2 separate regions of the Mus musculus genome follow, and region 1 is linked to region 2. A link is a loop called in an ENCODE intact Hi-C map of the cell type or tissue named here. Cell type or tissue: left cerebral cortex. All regions are shown on one strand. Each heading gives the region's core, and the rest is flanking DNA. Links, peaks and the distances in the headings are about the cores only.

The links. Peaks named below come from ENCODE experiments on the same cell type or tissue, not always from the same donor. Only the 100,000 strongest peaks of a DNase experiment are listed, where the experiment ranks them.
Region 1: a loop joins it to region 2, with 6 times the contacts of the local background. A loop is called at or near these places in 5 of 42 quality-filtered maps.

What each region holds. Positions count from the first base shown.
Region 1 is chr7:113,307,020-113,309,826 of GRCm38, forward strand. It overlaps Arntl (aryl hydrocarbon receptor nuclear translocator-like), which reads left to right. Exons shown (of 20, transcript NM_007489.4): 18 at 1,597-1,690. Among named protein-coding and RNA genes, the nearest start is that of Gm33721, 47 kb to the left of the region's middle. In left cerebral cortex, for the core only: a CTCF peak has its summit at 1,724; DNase peaks (open chromatin) are centred at 849, 1,112, 1,706 and 2,604; H3K27ac peaks cover 884 bases.
Region 2 is chr7:113,249,421-113,252,227 of GRCm38, forward strand. All of the region lies in intron 2 of Arntl (aryl hydrocarbon receptor nuclear translocator-like), which reads left to right. All of the region lies in intron 2 of Gm33721 (a long non-coding RNA gene), which reads right to left. Among named protein-coding and RNA genes, the nearest start is that of Gm33721, 11 kb to the right of the region's middle. In left cerebral cortex, for the core only: a CTCF peak has its summit at 1,465 (motif pointing left); DNase peaks (open chromatin) are centred at 1,335, 1,881 and 2,232; H3K27ac peaks cover 2,383 bases.

The DNA of each region.
Region 1 (2,807 bases), core at 168-2,667, 58 kb after region 2:
CTTGAGTCCAGCTCTGGAGGGAGATGGGGAGAGAGTATGATCGGCTTCAGACCAGCCACTGGGCTCTGAACATGGTATCAGAATGATCTTAAAATCCTTTCGTATATTTTCTTTGTGATAATAGGAATTCATGGATTAAGGCAAGCAAGGGTTTTGAACTTGGTCTCAGCTAAGGTTTACAGTAAAGGTAGGTGCTAAAAAGTCAGGAGTGTAGGTGCTAAAAAGTCAGGAGTGTAGGTGCTAAAAGTCCGGACTGCTCAGTCTGCGAGCAGTGTGAATAGTGTTCAGGGCACTCTAACTGGCCAGACTTCCTGAAGGAAGGAAGCACAGACCTCTAAAGGGAGAGGGTTAAGACTCCTACTGCATAATCCCAAGCAGTTTGGACTATACGGATTTTCCAAGATGCCGTTCACTGTAGGATACTGAGCAGATATCCAAAATGCTGTGCTATGCTTTGTGGAAGCTCACTAGAATAGGGATAGACGAAGGGGGTGTGCTTCCTAACTCAGTTCTGTCCTATAGAGAAATCAGCATCTAGAACCAGGCGCTGAGGGTAAAGAGGAATGGGAAGAAAGCAGTTCCAGGATGGGGAACCTGGGAAAGGTGGCTGCACAGGCCTGCATCCTAAGGAGTCAGTGTTGGGTGAAACTCGTCCGTTTCTGGGTTTCTAGCCGTCTGCATGTATGTGGTGTCCATGATCGAGCTGTATCTGAGTTTGAGGAGTTTCTAGTCTAGGAGACAGAAAACCTGTTTTCTCACAAATCGTCAATGCAGGCCAGGAGCCAATTCTTAGATGTAGACACTTTAGCCGCCCGAACCAGCCTGTGTTCATCATGGAGGCGCTGAAAGCCTGGTGCTAACAGAGCTGCCTCCATACTCCCCACACTCTGGCTCCAGCTTGGATGGGAGCAAGGACTCCTGAAAGCACAACTAGCACATAAACTCTTGCTCCAAGCCACAGCTTCTCTCCCTAGGGTCGCCAGCCTCACAGATGTGGTTACAGTTCTGAGTCTCCTAACCTACGGTAGTGGGAGAGTCTGAAAAAATCCCAGATCCATCTTTAACCGCTCACTATCCAAGAAGGCTGCTACTGTTTACCGACTGCTTGTCTCCTTTGAAAGTGTGCCTGCCCTGCACTGCTACCTTCCGTTTCCTAGGGACACTCATTAGTAAACGTTGCTCTACATCCAATTCATGATAGCAAAGATGGTGGCTAAACTTCTGAGGGCTCCAGCTCACCTGTATTCTATGAAGAAATAAAGCTGGCCCCTTCAAATTAATCAACCTGAATCCAAACTCTAATCCAAAGGCTTTGACAGTTATTGCTTTTGGAGTCTATATATTCTAGATCAGATACATGTAGAACAATCCAGCTTTGGAATAAGGCTTTCTTTATTGGAGCACAGCTGCACTTATGTATTACATGCAGCCTGCTGTGACTGAGACCATATAGCCTACAGAGCCGAGCTATTTGGCCCTTATAGAACATCTGCTAGTCCTTACCCTAGCTCCTTATTCTCCGTACCCTAGCACCTCCCCAGCCCCACTGCCCCTCTAAAGGCCTTGTAACTATCGTAACCAGCTCTTCTCTAACAGGATAAGAGGGTCATCGCCTTCCAGCTGTGGCTCCAGCCCGCTGAACATCACAAGTACGCCTCCCCCTGATGCCTCTTCTCCAGGAGGCAAGAAGGTAAGCATGATGGCTTAGACTAAGAGGGCCTCTGCCCACATCCTGAAACCCTAGAGGCTGGACTACAGAATTGCTGGGATTTCTTGTATAAGTCAAGACATTCTTTCTCCTTAAAATGAGCACACTTGTGTGCAGCTGGGACTTAGGGCGGCTTGCTGACTTGCTGGGTGTGTGTGTGTGTGTGTATGTGTGTGTGTGTGTGTGTGTGTGTGTGTACTCTGTGCATTTGGGAAAGCAGGAAGAATATTCTGAGGAAAGAGGAACTTCATTCTTTTTAAGGGCACAATTAAAGACTTCCTCCTTTAGGGGCAGGATTAAGAAGGACCCATAGGACCTTACTGCCAGGGATTTCAAGCGAATGGATACTAGTTAGTAAAAGCAAAGGTATTAGCCATACATCGAAAGTCAAGCCAGGCTTTGTAGCTGAACATTTGGAGATCTGTCACCAAAATATGTCTCTATGATGTGATAGTAGCAGCCTCAAGTACTTCATCAATCACCAACCCTCATGAAGATGACACTATAGAGATTTATAGAGGTCTGGAAAACACCTATTTTCCTCTTTACTAGAGAATTTGCAAAGCTATGTAAATTATACTATTTTAAGTTAAAAATCTAATAATAGCACCCAGGATCAGGATGGCACAAGGAACTTTGTACGTCATCCCCCATCTCCTAGACACACACAGAGACTACTAGGAATGAACTCAGGTGTGATTCTCAAGAGACAAATAAATACCAGAAGCAAAGCAGAACTTTTCAAAGCTGGGCTCCTTACAGGCCCAGGTTAATCAGGTCTGGTGCTGTCAGGATGGGTGAGGGGGTGGCTGAGATGAGAGGAGGAAGGGCAACTGACTCTGCTTGATGTGAGTCTTCAGCAGGTTTCTATTTGAAAAGGGTTTTGATTCCTCCAGGAAATTGAAAAGCCAGCCAATTAATGGGTAAAAGCGCCATCATAGTTTGAAGCCTGGCTTTGTCACGTGCTAGTTATGCAATTGCTCATACCTTCTAAACTCCCAGTTTCCTTATTATGGGGCTGATATTGGCAGGAGAGCAGTGGTCTCTGTCCCTGAAGTTCTGTATGACAGTGAATGTGCAAGTGCCTGGCCCTTGGGAC
Region 2 (2,807 bases), core at 214-2,713:
AACTTAGCTTCTGCAGAGATTAATGTTCTCAATTCAGGTCAACTCCAGTTGCCACTTGTCAACTTAAAGACTTGGGGGATTTCAGTTTTAAACATTGTGTTCCCCTCTCTCCCTCTTATCTATTCAAGTGTCTGATTCTTGGGTTGGGAAACGGCAAATTCCAAGGACCTTACCACTGCCAGGCCCAGACTTGCCTGCGGGCCTTTCTTTGGAACTGTTCCAGAGAACCGTGGAGTAGCCTGCTGTTGCTAACAGCGACGGCTATGATGACTGTCACCACCAGAGAGGAGGCCCAGAATTCTCCACCCTGCTCCGGCTGTGGTTGTCAGTGCTTCTGAAGATGGGTCGGGACCTGGATTTGGGTTGCAGGAGCTGAGCCTGGCGTATATTAATTAGGTGGTTGATGGAAAAGTTCTTCCTGACGAGTGGGTTCCTCCTCAAAGGTTGTTACTCTTTGCTGCTTCTAGATTCTAAAAGCCGTGGGTGCTCACTGTAGAAGCAGGGTTGGAATGTTGCATGCCTGGCTTTCAAATTCATCCCCATTGCTTACTAAAGATGAGCAGACAGGCACCCTCCCTGAACTTTGCTTTATCCCATTGTGCACAAAGACCAGTTTCATAGCATTGCATGGGGGCTCTCCTGTTCCAGACCCCTGCTGAGGTCTGTGCACATGCTCATTTCCTCTGTGGGTATGTACAGAGTACTCACTGAAGGCCAGAGATGTTGCCGTGACTCTGCCGAGGGAACCAAGCAAAGCAGAGAGAGTGTCTCTGACCTAATGCTCAGGGGCTAAGAGCAAACACTCATATGTACATGTTAACAGTTAATAGATAATAGAACCCTGTGACACATACAATGGTGGAAAGGACCACTTTGGTTTGAGGCCTCTCTGAAGGGGTTCAGTGCTTTGTGGCCCCCGCTTCCCAGCATTCCTGGAGGTCCACTTCGAAACCCTGTCCCTATAACTATATTGGTCTACACTATGAGTTTTGGGAGCCGGCCCACATTAACACCTCAGTTCTCTTTTGAGAGGTGCCAGCTCACCAAGAGGCTGCCATTCAGAGTGGATCCTTCCCTTCTGGGGTGGGAACTGGCTCCCAGAGCATCTCACTGGCCTCAGATGATGCCCTTTGAGTCCACACCCAAGTGAGCCACCAGCGAGCAGGGAGCCTCCTGTTGGGAGGCAGATTGCTTCTATTCTAGCCTGAGCTCATTTTGCTCCACACTGCTTGGAGCATCCTGGTTTCTAAGGAGCTGGAAGTAATCTCAGTGACACATGGCGCTCACAGACTGCTTCTTAGGCAGTCCTTTAAGGGCTCTGCAGTCTGGTGAATGCCAGAAAGCACTGATGTTTGAGCTGCTAATCAGTAAACCCAGGACCCTGCCCCATGCACCACTGCTTAGGGTGTGGTGAGGACTTGTTGAAGGACCATTTGAGTCTCTGCACTGGGTAGTGGTGCCCCCTGCTGTTCACGAAGCAGCTGTACAGCAGGGCCTGCAGTATCTGACTCACCTGTCATGTTGACAGCTGACCTACTTTTGTTTGACCTTGATTTGTTGAACACAATTAGAAATGCTGCTGGGACTGCACTTCGGCTGCCTGATTTTAAAAGTCTCAGTGTGACAGCCCTCCATCTTAAATGGACACCCAGCCCAGGCCAAAGGATGGTTGGGCGCATAGTGAGTTTTGCAGTAACCTTTGAATTGTAATTCTATCACAAGGAAAAGGCTTAATTCAGGAACACAGATCTGTTATTTGGGACTGGCTGTGAGGCCAGAGCAGCAGGCCTGGATTCCTTGCTACAGGCAGCTTAATCAGGAAATGGCCTAGATGGCTGCCTTTCAAGTAGGTCCTTGCAGTAGCTTGGCAACAGGCACAGGGTCATAATTGGAAGAATTTGGCTCTGAGTGTCTGTGGGTGTTTACAGTGCACTATAGGGCAGGGCTTCTCTTATTTATAGAATATTTAGAGCACCGAGCAGCAGAAGGCTGAAAAGCCACTAAATCTCAATTTAATTTTAACAAATTCTATCTTTCCCTTCATCCCAGAAGGAAGACTGAGTTATTAAAAAAACAGTTAAAAAAATCACTGCAAAGCTTGCAGAATCTAATTATGGGGTTGCCAGCATCAGCCTGCAGCCACTCTCGAAGGGCTTTGTAAATCAGCTGTCCATTGAGTCTGTGAACTTACATGACTTCGGTTCTTCATTTAGATGTAGAGTGAAAGTATTGGCAAGTGAGGACTGATCAGGAAAAACTTCTGGTCTAAATCAGGAGACAGAAGGGATAAATATAGCGTGGCGCACTTCTGCGTCCTCGGAGGGAGATAAAAATCACTCTTCATTGTCCCTTATACTTAGCTGCACACACACACACACACACACACACACACACACAGATCCCAATATTCTAACCACCCATTTCAGGAGTCTGGCTCATTGCAGCAGCAGATCTGTGCCACCCTGAGGAACCACTGGGGTTGTGTTGTCTTGTGGGCCCAGCACTGGGTGAATGTTACCCTGTAGTCTCAGGAAGCCCAAAGCCTGTGCATTTTTGGCTGTGGTCTTGTAGCTAAAGCCAGGAGGATCTGCAGAGACCCTCAGGTTCAGTCCCACCATACTGTAATCACTATTCCAGAGGGGATGCTGCCCAGATTAAAGTAAGTCACAGCAGAAGGGGTACTGGGGTGGGGGGAGCTCCAAGCTTCCTAAGCTCCCAACAGTGCCCTTTTGTGTGACAGACACTCAGGACCAATGACTAAACTGATTTGTGTTTTGCACCTCTGGGGGTGGAGTGGGGGTCACAAT